Linked DNA regions of Homo sapiens: region 2 is linked to region 1. The links are chromatin contacts, found by Hi-C in ENCODE. All regions are on one chromosome and are shown on one strand. The core of a region is the stretch at or near the end of the contact, and the rest is flanking DNA. Distances in the headings are between cores, read along the strand shown. Region 1 holds the start of METTL6 (methyltransferase 6, tRNA N3-cytidine). Region 2 overlaps NR2C2 (nuclear receptor subfamily 2 group C member 2).

The links. A loop is a pair of places that touch in the nucleus more often than their neighbours do. Pooled maps may share reads with other maps.
Region 2: a loop to region 1 is called in a pooled map, with 2.7 times the contacts of the local background. The contact joins the enhancer-like site here to the promoter of METTL6 in region 1. A Hi-C loop is called at or near these places in 1 of 37 single-sample maps with no recorded cell type and 1 of 50 pooled maps.

The regions. Positions count from the first base shown.
Region 1 is chr3:15,424,595-15,430,663 of GRCh38, reverse strand. METTL6 (methyltransferase 6, tRNA N3-cytidine) reads left to right here and starts at 3,120. Exons shown (of 6, transcript NM_152396.4): 1 at 3,120-3,262; 2 at 4,029-4,377; 3 at 5,575-5,709. The coding sequence starts at 4,153. It overlaps EAF1 (ELL associated factor 1), which reads right to left and starts at 3,066. Exons shown (of 6, transcript NM_033083.7): 1 at 2,782-3,066; 2 at 657-751. The coding sequence starts at 2,884. RefSeq lists an enhancer at 2,710-2,989 and a silencer at 2,986-3,149.
Region 2 is chr3:14,955,582-14,961,650 of GRCh38, reverse strand. All of the region lies in intron 1 of NR2C2 (nuclear receptor subfamily 2 group C member 2), which reads right to left. Among named protein-coding and RNA genes, the nearest start is that of FGD5-AS1, 10 kb to the right of the region's middle. RefSeq lists an enhancer at 2,121-2,260. Within about 2 kb of position 2,175, at least 3 of the 41 ENCODE cell types and tissues checked have a DNase peak (open chromatin) inside an H3K27ac peak, as active enhancers do.

The sequences.
Region 1 (6,069 bases), core at 1,871-4,370:
GGCTTGGTTGCCTCACACTCCTGAGCTGTTGTGGCCATATAATCAGCAGGGCACCTAGGGCTTTTCTGTCTGGAGTTGCTTGGGAGAAAAGCTATATCTAAAAGAGGGGCTAGGTGTCCAGACAGGAACCTTGTCTACTCAGTAGCAGATGGGGGAAAAGGAAGATTGGGGAAAACGACGAATAATCTTTTTTTTTTTTTTTTTGAGGGGGAGTCTCACTCTGTCGCCCAGGCTGGAGTGCAGTGGCGTGATCTTGGTTTACTGCAACCTCTACCTCCCAGGCTCAAGCGATCCTCCCAGCTCCGCTTCCCAAGCAGCTGCAACCACAGACATGTGCCATCACCCCCAGCTAATTTTTTGTATTTTTGGTACAGACGGGGTTTCACCATGTTGCCCAGGCTGGTCTTTAACTCCTGAACTCAAGCTATCCACCCACTTCCACCTCCCAAAATGCTAGGATTACAAGAATTATTTTTAATCAAGCACCTGCCTAGCATGAAGTCCACCCCACCCCACTCCCCAAAATTACTTTTTTCCTTAAGTTGCCACTTTAGAAATCTAAACATTTTTAAAAGTAGGAAGTTTAAATTGCAATAATATAAAAGACAAAGATTCATTGTGATCTTACATTAAAAAAAAAAATGAAATAAACTCACAGGGATATGTGGCAGTGTAATTGTGACTTCATCTCCTTTGCCAACTTGAAGCTCTCCTTCACAGGAAGTGTCTATAGATGCTGGTTTAAAATCATCTAAAGGGAAAGGAAAAAAAGCACTTACCCACCAGGTTACTTATAATAAGGGTTTCCTGGGCATCTCCATTTAAGAATTAAAATTATTACTCAGATGAATGGAAAATAAAAATAATTTAGAATTCTTAAAAAACTGTTTCGTTATGGAAAACTTCAGATACACAAAAGTAGAGAGAATCGTACAATGAGACCTGGTATACCATTATCCAGTTTCAATTATTACCAACTCAGGGACAATCTTGTTTCATCTACACCTCCACATACTTTTCCTCTGACCCCCTTTTGATTATTCTAGAGGGAAAAAAGAATTTACAGGCCATTTTATTAAACAAAGATATTCCCTTCTCCCAAGGGAGAGAGGAAAATTGTCTCATCATCCATAATAAGTTGCTTTTTTAGGGTTGTGAGGATCAAAAGTAACAGCATATGAAACAGATTCTGTGACTGTAAACTCTATATGAAATATGAAAGGCCACAGCATCATCAAAAGCTGATTTCATTCCGCATAGAAACTGTCAAAATTAGGATTTGCCATACTCAAGTTCCATAGCTGTTTTTTGTTTTTTTTTTTTTTTAATAGTGATGGGGTCTCACTATGCTGCCCAGGCTGGTCTCAAACTCCTGGGCTCAAGCTATCTGTCGACCTCGGCCTCCCAAAGTACTGGGATTATAGTGTCAGCCACCACTCTCAGCCAGTTCCACAGCTTTAACAAAGACACTTCGTAGATGTTCATAGCAGACAACTGAACTGTATCTCCGCAAGTTATCCTGCTCGTGTTTCTAAACTGCAGTTAGAATACAACATAATAGCCATCTTAATTCACATTCACACCTGCCTCAAACTGCAGGACAGGTGCACACATGAACTATATGATTTAAATTCCACATTGCCCTTCACCAAAAGAAAACATCAACTTAGTAAACTCTTCAGGAAATGATGTTCTTATCTTATTCCCATCTCTTCTCTCTGAAAGAGCTGGATCTGCTGTCAGTAGGAAGCATAGCAATGGCATGGCAAGTGACTACACAAAGATGGGATTTCATTATCTAAAACGCCCTCTTCACATGTGTTGAGTCACATCTATTAGGTCCTCTGACAAAAACAAGTCTTAACAACAGCGTTAGCACCACGGAAACCAGAAGTTCATGAATCACGGAGGGATGCTCTGTCAGCCAATTCCTAACTGCCAAACCTTCACCCAGGACATAGGGTGGAAGTGCACTCTCTCAACAGCGTCTATAATTATGTAGAAAAAGGTCCGGCATAATGACTATTTGGACATTCCTTACGCCTGCTCTCTTCTGCTTCCAAACGTAGACCAATCTTTAACCTATCCCAGGCTCACGAACTCTGATTTGACTCTTTACCCACAAGGAACTTGGTCTGGAGGAAAAGCCCGGGTGGTATAGGTGACCTCAAAAGACATCCAAGTCAAATGAAGCACAGAAAGGAGATGGAAGAAGACTCTGATGAGGCGCAGAGAGGATGCCAATTCTTTGGCTGTAGAGGGGACAAAGCACAGTATTTGGGAGTCCAGGACCAAGTCGGAGGAGAAAAGCAGGGAAGAGAATGGGTTCTAAGGCAGTGGATGAGGCTCATAACAAACAAGAAGCGTCTTTTAAATGTGGAGAACCCTGATGGGAGCATCGGAAAGGAGGGGAGGGGTTTCGAGGGAGAAGTGGACCCGGATAAGAGGGGGGAGGTTTGCCTTGGGGGAGGGAGGTTTGCCTTAGGGGCGAGGTTGGGGGCGGGGAGGGATGGAAATGGAAAGAGGCCAAAGACCTTTGGAACTAGTGTTTGAGACTGTGAGGTAGAAGAATAGTAGGGAGTGACGAAGATTTGGGAGAAATAATCTGGGTAAAAGAAGGGACAAATCGATGTCCCAAAGGATTTGGGGTTCGAGAGAAAGTAACTGACGCTGGCAGGGGGTTCCCTGGAATCTGAAGGGCCGAGGGAAGAAAGGAAGGAGTCAAGGTTGATATGTGGCGGCTGGAGCGGCCGAAGGGAACCGTGGGGAGCGCTGACTTACAACGAATAGTGTGGAAGGAGGCCCGCGGCCGCTTCTCGAAGCTCTCCCCGAGCCTCAGGCAATGTTCCTCGCGGTCCAGCAGCGGGTTTGCGGTCCCATTCATGGCCCCGCACCTGCCTCGCACCCAGATCGGCGCTCTCCCGGTGCAGCCGCGATCCGAGCTTCTGGCGCTGGCGTCTGGGAGGACTGTGCTTCCGGGCCACCGCTCTGGAAGACAAGGAGAGCCGAGCCGGCACCCACCCGGGTCCAGAAGCAAGTTCTCTCCTCTGCGTGGGGGTGAGAGAGGAATCTGAGGAGGCAAGGCCGTGGGACTTCCGGCGTCGGGTAGGAACTTCCGGGTTCCTAGCGGAAGTGGCGGGGGCGGTGCCATGGCAAAAGAACTCCCGGATAATCCGAATTCGTGGTCCTCAGAATTGGTTTAGGGTTGTTTCGCGGTTCTTCCCGTATTCTGCCTCCGAGGCCCAGTGGGGCTGGCTGTGGGGTGAGTGCGCCTGGCCCTAGCCCTGCAGGTGAATTTAGGAACTGATGACGGTGAGCCCTGAGCGTGGCTGACTAAATTAACGCGGGTCGGCTAGCCATCATGGACGCCCTCCTCAGGGTCTAGGGGCCCATGCAGCCTAGTCTATCCTGAGGGTCCTGAGATGGATCCTCGGGACCTCAGCCACGCGTCATTGGGTCTCTTTCTCCACTTTGCCCGGTGATGGCGGTGCGAGGGTCTCAGTCCCTGCAAAGTGACGCTCCCTCTGGTTCCTATGACAGCCTCTTGTGAGTGTGATCAGGAAATGAGCCCACCCAGGCTTAGCTTCATTTCCCCCGAAAAAACGGAGGTCCGACCCTTGGGAAACGATGACCTCACTTGTATCTGACAATTGACCACCCGCTTCCAGCTAAGGCCATTGTGGTTTTTAAGTCACCCCTTTCGCGGGCACCGAAAATTGAGGAATATTTTCTTCGCAAGGTTTCCCAGTCAGTTCTTGAGAGCGTCCTTTTTCGTAAACTAAATCGATTTATTGTAATAGTTGACTCATCTGGTTTGAATAAAAGTATGGTGCATGAGATAGTCTGGCCACTGAAATGAATGTAAGCCCACTGAAGGTAGGGACTGTGTGTTTGTCTTCTTTGTGACCTCTCATATAGCGGGAAGGATTTTTTTTTGTACAGTCTGCATCTCATAAACATTTGGTGAATTGAACCTGGCGTCTTGAACTGTAACCACTAACCAGAATCTAATTCTTTTCTCTGCGAAGCCCCCTGTGCTGTTTGAGGCGTGAAACTCACCTCAGGAAATGTATCTGATCCATTAGCGTGGATTCATATTATTTGGTGATGGAGAATCTTCAGCTGTGTTAAGTGTTACCGTCAGTTTCAGAGATGGCTTCTTTGCAAAGGAAAGGGCTGCAGGCAAGGATTCTCACCTCTGAAGAAGAGGAGAAACTGAAAAGAGACCAAACTTTGGTGTCTGATTTTAAACAGCAGAAATTGGAACAAGAGGCTCAGAAAAATTGGGATCTTTTTTACAAAAGAAATAGCACTAATTTCTTCAAAGACAGACACTGGACCACCAGAGAGTTTGAGGAGCTAAGATCATGTAGAGAGGTAAGCTAATATTACGCCTTATCTGAGCTGTTCTTCATTTAAAATGTGAAGAGGGTGCCATGGCTCATGCCTGTAATCCCAGTACTTGGGGAGGCCAAGGCAGGCGGATCACGAAGTCAAGAGATCGAGACCATCCTGGCCAACATGATGAAACCCCGTCTTTACTAAAAATACAAAAATTAGCTGGGTGTGGTGGTGCTCGCCTGTAGTCCCAGCTACTTGGAAGGCTGAGGCAGGAGAATCGCTTGAACCCGGGAGGCGGAGATAGCAGTGAGCCGAGATTGTGCCACTGCACTCCAGCCTGGTGACAGAACGAGACTCTGTCTCAAAAGAAAAAAAAATGTGAAGAGGTGTGCTGTATTGCATTCCTAGGGAGAGTGCGAAGTAGAGAATTTAAGAAGCCTATCAAAATGCTTTGCGTTTTAGGAGAGAAATATACTGTTTGGTCTTAACACCAAAGTTTTAGCAGTTTCTGGTTTGGTTAACATATAGGAGAGAGAACTTTAGTGGGTGTTTTCTATTTCTTTAAGCTGATCTGATAGTTGTAAACATTATATATTAAATTCAAGAGCCAGGTCTGGTGGCTATTGCCAGCTACTCCAGAGGCTGAGGCAGGCGGCTTGTGCCTGTGAATAGTCAACATGAATTAGCCAAGCCTAGGCAGCATAGTGAGACCCTATGTTCTGAATTTTAAAATTTTAAACATTAAAAATTTTAAAAACAAAAATATAAATTCATGCTAAGTGACTTCAGTGACAGATTCAGAATAATATAATAGTTAATGTTAGTAACTATTTACCATGGCTGTTTTCTACATGGCCTATCATTTGACCCTTATACCGGCTCTGTGAAGTGTAAGTATTAGTATTGTACTCATTTGTCCCCAAGGTAAAATTGAGGCACAGAGCTGTTTAAGTGATTTACCCAAGGATAGAATGCAGGGGAGGAGTTGAGATTTGGGTGCTGGCAGTTTAACTCCAGAGCCGAGTTAGCCATTGTGCTGTTTTTTTCCTCCACACCAAATTGTTAATGTTGGATGACAAATGAAGTACCAGTATTAGCTTTTGCTTATTAGTTCTCTTGTTGATCGTCTGCTCCATGGGGTCGGAGACCTCTCATATTCTGGACCTTTTAGTTTGGTTTATTTCTTCATTATGCAAATGTGATATACTATAACTTTGAGCTGTCTTTCCCCAGTTTGAAGATCAAAAGTTAACAATGCTTGAAGCTGGCTGTGGGGTTGGAAACTGTTTATTCCCACTTTTAGAAGAAGATCCGAATATCTTTGCCTATGCCTGTGATTTTTCTCCAAGAGCCATTGAATATGTTAAGGTTGGTGCACCATCTATGTATTCTGCTGTGTTTCTGTTTTCTTGCCGATCTTGTTTGATCTGCCTTTTTTATTCATTTGCCCAATTCTAGTCTTCCCTGGAGCTAACCAGCTATAGTCACCATACATGTAGTTGTCCTGCTTACATACATATACAGTGCATGTAGAAACACAGCTTTATTCAAGAAAAGCAGGAAAAAATACCATAATAACATCCATATAATTAACATCTTTTGCTTTACAATTTTTCTTTGCTGAACTATTTTAAAGTATATTACAAATGTCAAGACATTTCACTCCTAAATGTTTGCATACATCTCCCCTTAAAAAAGGCCTTTTTCTACACAACCACAATAAGTTTA
Region 2 (6,069 bases), core at 926-3,425, 470 kb after region 1:
ATTGCTGAAGGAGCAGACTTCCAGTCTCTTCTGGTCATGAGAAAGCTCTCCTGAATATTTCCTAAGCCCTTTCAAAGGCTCTACCACAAAGAATTCAGTATAATCTAGACCCAATTTCTGGACATTCACTATTGACTGTATAGGTCCCAAGGTCCACAGGAGAACAAAGCTCAAATCTATTACCAAGATTTACATATAAAAACTATACAGTATTATTGAGTGTGCAATATAGAAAATTACAGTTCATTTGCCTGCCCTCCCTCAATCACAAAGTGGATTATCTTGCAATACAATTTTACAAAATATTTTTCTGTAGTTCCTATCTAAGGTATTATAATCACTGATCTCTATGAAGCTTTTTAACTCTCTGGTAACTTTCTACATCATTCTATTTATTATTAGATAGCCACCTCTATTATGATAATTCTAATTCATATTTTATTGCCAGAATGCTAAGAGAAAGAAACAGGAGGATGAAACTGTGACTGACAAATATGAAAGACCTGGCTCCTGTCTTCAAGGAGTCAAAATTCTGTGACAGCAGATACTGCACCAACTTCTACAATGACATGAGACCACCAGTATCAGTTACTCATTTTCACAAAATATGATTAGGTCTGAAACTGAGGAGATAAGTTTATTGTTTTAATAGATGGTAAAAACTTAACTTTTACTTGTTTCTACAAGAAAAAAACACAAAGATACCTTTTGGTCTTTTTTTCTTGCTATAGTTTGGTTACAACTAATGGAGATGGAAGGAAAAGGCGTCTTTAAGTCTACCAGAAAAGTCAACTGACTTGTTAAAAATACAAGTATTGCATGTAAAAGTCTAGAGTCTGATTCTTCCTCAAAACAGAAAATAAGAATTTTTAAAGAAATGGATAGCCAATAGGTACTGTACATTAAAAAATAAATCTAAACATGTGGCTGCAACTAATAATTTTTATCACTTTTAGATGTCAACAGAATTTCTCCTCTGTTATTAACTATAGTTCAATGTAAGAAATATGTGAATTTGAATTATTACAGGAATATTGTTAGGAAAATATTATTGAATAGTATAGAAACAGAGTACTAGAAAGGTGTATCTTTCTATTGGGTTCCCTAAAAGAGGTGGCTTGATACATCAAATTATGAGTAAAAGTGGATTTTATAGATGACAATCTGATTTAATAGAGGCCTAGTACAGAATTATTTCTGTAATAATTCACTTTAAATTTGCAGGATCAATCAACTTCAGGTAGGGCTGGGGATCCCAAGATAAATCTAACAACAGGTGACTACAGATATGAAGTCACAGAGAAGCAGCAGTAAATCTGTTTAAGTTTAGAAAAGCTAAGTATTCTGGACATTAATTTTTTGTTGATAAGTTATAAATATCTTCACCCACTCTGTGGTTCATCTGTTTACTTTCTTTAAGGTGTCTTTTGATGAACAGAAGTCCTTAAATTTAATAAGGCTAAATTTATCCCTATTTTCTTTTACAGTTTGTACTTTCATTTATGAAAATCCTGTCCTATCCCAGGAATGTAACTGTAAATATTTTCTTAGAAATGTTCCAGTTTTCCCCTCATATGTAACTCCTCAATCCATCTGCAAATTGATTCTTGAATCTGATGAGAAGTAAGGATCCAACTAATTTTTTTCCCATGTAGATAATCCATTTACCATTTTCTATTCAAGAAATAGTTCTGGAAAATGGATTATCTATATGGGGAAAATCTATCCTTTTCCCCACTGATCTGAAATGCCATCTCTGCCATATCTGTTTTTCCTATATATGTGGATATAACTGTAGGTTCTCTATTCTATTCCACTAAGTTCTCTGTGTCTTTCTCTTGGTCACCACCACTATCTTTTTACTGCAGTGTTAGCGTAAGTCTTGCTCTCTGATAGGACAAGTGCCCCCCACCTTGTTCTCCCACACCAACTTCCTGGATCATCTTAAACGCCTCTCTTTATACACTTGAATTGAGCAGCAACCTTTCTTTATACACTTGAATTCTTACAATTCTTGATCTCACTGTTGGTTTTCTGCCTTCAAAGCAGCATCAGGCATCATCAACAGCAGCTTTGGAAGCTGCTTAAAAATGAACAAGGAGGAATGTGCACCTTCTGGAAAAACAAGCAGAGACAAAAAAATGAGACTAAGAGTGAGAGAGAAATTGAAAGAGAAACTATGTTAAAGCAAGTGCTTTCAATAAAGACTTAAATCCAGTCAGAGGAGGAGAGAAGTAGTTTCAAAAAATATTTTCTATTACTTTTGAAAATAAGTCACAAACCATATAGCCTATTCTCATATAAAAAAGGAAGACAAAGGCTTTTTCTTCCAGGATATCACAATGTAAGAAGTAAAACAGAATCTTCAAGTAATGTAAGGAAGTGGGGCAGCGTGGACATTTAACCAAAATGCACCCAGACAAAAAAGGTAACATCAGGGTATAAGACTCTCACCTGAGAGCTTCTCTCACTGCTACCGCAGCCATAGGCGGTCCTAGAGACAGAAAGATCACACAGTGAGAAGGTCATACATCTTTGAAAAAGTACCACCAGAAAATGGTTATCAATTAGGAGATGTCCCACTAGAATAAGAGGCTCCAAGGAACAGTGGGTTGTGTCTAGATGTAGTTTGAAAAACTATCTTCACTAGCACAATTTTATATATATATATTTTTTGAGACGGAGTCTTGCTCTGTCGCCAGGCTGGAGTGCAGTGGCACGATCTCGGCTCACTGCAACCTCCGACTCCCTGGTTCAAGCGATTCTCCTGCCTCAGCCTCCCCAGTAGCTGGGATTACAGGCATGCGCCACCATGCCCAGCTAATTTTTGTATTTTTAGTAGAGACGGGGTTTCACCATGTTGGCCAGGATGGTCTGGATCTCCTGACCTCGAGATCTGCCTGCCTCAGCCTTCCAAAGTGCTGGGATTACAGGCATTAGCCGCAGCACCCAACCAATCTGGAACAACAACAACAAAAAAATCCTATTGTTTTGATACTACAAAGTATAGAAAAGAAATAAAGCTTTTAAAAACAACCTTCTTGGCTGGTGGAGCCAAGCATAACACTAATAGCAGCAACTAACACTAAGTGGTTACTATACACAAGGCATTATATTAACAACCACTGTGGACAGAACACTAAACTCGCTCTTGGTACAGAAACCTGAGTCCTAAAGGCTAGTACTTCACCCATTCAGCTTGTTAACCTTCAAAGATTGCCCCCCACCCCCACAATAATGTTTAGGGGAAAGAACCTGATTAGCTGCCAAAAGAAGTATAATACTGAGTACCTTAAGTTAAAAAAAAAAAGTGCTACAGAAGATCTTCCTCTGGTGATTTTACTAATCAAGTCCAACCACCTCCATCAGTTCTTATTAAGTAACTGCTATGAACTAGGCAATGAACTGACTGCTGAGAATTAACAACAACAAGGAGGAGAAAGAGGAGAATAAACAGTCCTTGTCCTTGATGAACTTATGAAGGAAACTGAAGTATCTATGCAAAGCAAATGCTATGAGTGTCCCAGGGGAAGACACATTGCTCTCTGCCTGTGAGAACCAATGAAAACGTTACAGGAGAGGAATTATTTAAACTAGGTCTTGAAGGAAGAATGGAAATGTAGCAAGGAAAGACAGATGGATGACAAGAGAGTTCTAAGCAGAGAGGACAGCTCATACAAAACTGGCAGGTATGAGGAAGAGTGGCATATTTGAGGAATGGCAATGTGGTGTGGAATTATTACAGAGACCAGGGAAGGAGAGAGGCTGACACTGTAGACAACAGAGAATTATCAGGAGTTTGGCAGAAAAATGATGCACTCAAATCTGGATCTTAAAAAAAAAAATTTAGACTGCAGTGTGGAAATGATAGAAAAGACAGAGACTGTAGATGGGAGGCCAGTTAGGAAGTGGTAGCAATAGTAAAGTCTAGAGATGAAGGCAGATTCTTAAAGTAGTGTGTTTTTCCTCGATAGCACACAAATGACAACAGGGCACAGTATATAAAAACTATTTCATATCCAGCCTGGGCAACATCGTGAGACCTTATCTCTAAAAAAATAAAAAATTGTAATACAGACCATAGAATGATAGTAGTAAATCATACTTGGTTGGCCTTATGTGACAGGTTTTATAAGAAATTCTTTCAAATCCAAGTGGATCAATATCACCCCACCAACAACAAAGAAGCAGAGAACAGAACAATGACTTTGAATTAGCTCTTCCAGGCTCACAAAGTGATAGCTAACTAAACCTTGCAACCAGAGTTTCTTTAGTGAAGTAGGGCACAGACTTCACTGCAGTGAAAAGCTGGGCTCTGGAAACACCTGAATCTCCAGTTTCAGATAACAATGAACAAGTCCTGGGACAAGGAGACGCTGCCTTCATTAATAGGAATGAGTGAGGCTGCCTTTCCCTCCACAATCAACTGATTCAAATCATCCATATTTATGTGTTACATGGCTTATAAATATAACATGCAAAGTATCTACTGTCTTGGTATTTCCTTAGCTAAACAACTATATTGGGTTCTGAGGCTCAGGCACTAAGCTCATCTCTCAGATACTGACCATATGAGGTTATAGTGAAGATTTGATCTTAAATGTGTATACGTTGTGCTTGGGACATAGAAATGCAACACATGGTAGCTATCATTGGTGAAAGGTGATGGTGCCACTTTTGCTTTCTCAAAGAAATCTGAAAGTAACTCAAACTGTAAAATGTGTATTATGATTAGGAATAGGTCTGATTTTCACATAAGGCTCACATGAAATTTAACTATATACACATGGAAGTAGTGTAAACACACACACAGCCGGGGCGGTGGCTCATGCCTGTAATCCCAGCACTCTGGGAGGCCAAGGCAGGCGGATCACCTGAGGTCAGGAGTTCGAGACCAGCCTGACCAACATGGAGAAACCCTATCTCTACTAAAAATACAAAATCAGCCAGGCATGGTGGCATATGCCTGTAATTCCAGCTGTTTGAGGCTGAGGCAGGAGAATGGCTTGAACCTAGGAGGCAGAGGTTGCAGTGAGCTGAGATTGAGCCACTGCACTCCAGCCTGGGCAACAAAAGTAAAACTCTTGTCTCAAAAAATAAATAAATAATAAAAAAACAAACACCCACACAAAGCATTTGTAATTCGCCCTGTTAAACTGTACAACTGGGCAAAACAATGGGGCTAAATTAGGACAAAATCTTACAAATATTTAAAAATAAACCAATACCTAATAACTACTTGCAAAATACTACTGGGCATAGAACTCTTGATAGGTACAAGGCATTCAGTATAAGTCTAATTATTCTGATTGTTAGAAGTCTGTTCATATTCATGGGAAAATTAAAATGGAAGGATTTAGATAGCCTGAGAGAGGATAAAAAATAAGAAATACATAGCTTGAAACTTGCAATCATAGATCAAGACTTGAAAGTAGAAAATGAAATTCAAGTGGCAGGTTTAGTGTAATACAAATGTTCATCAACAGAAAAGATACTCACTGGGATGCCTCTAAGGTTAAGTTTAGGTATACTTCCTGTCAATGGAAAGCCAATTATTTATTTAGACTCCAAGTTTACTTAGCTTTAGGGTCAGGTAATTTCCTTTCCATTGTGACCCTCCATAGGAAAGTTGTTTCTTCCATATTCAAAGCAACTGTAAAAAAGTGCAGCAATGATATGTATATGGTAGAAGTAGCAAGGCTGGGTGAGTGACTAGTAGGGAAGAGAAGTGGCTTTCACATAAATGAAGTTCTTACATATTTATAGTATCAGAGCAGTTCTACAATTTTCTGTGTTGACACCTCCCCTAAAAAAGTCACTACATACTGTGGATGATTTTTTCTTATCCTACCAAGAGCCCAAGTGTAAGGGTGATGTGGACTTTCTTCATATCTATCAGTAAGAGCCAGGGTAGATGGATGGAAGGAAAGCAGGATAAATTCTCTTGACATCCACAATGTGCTTTAAATCAAACTAGGCATGATTTAATCCTTAGCATACCTTCTGAGTATGTAATATTAGCTCACCAATGAAGATGGAAAAAACTGAGACTCAGCACTTGTAACTCGT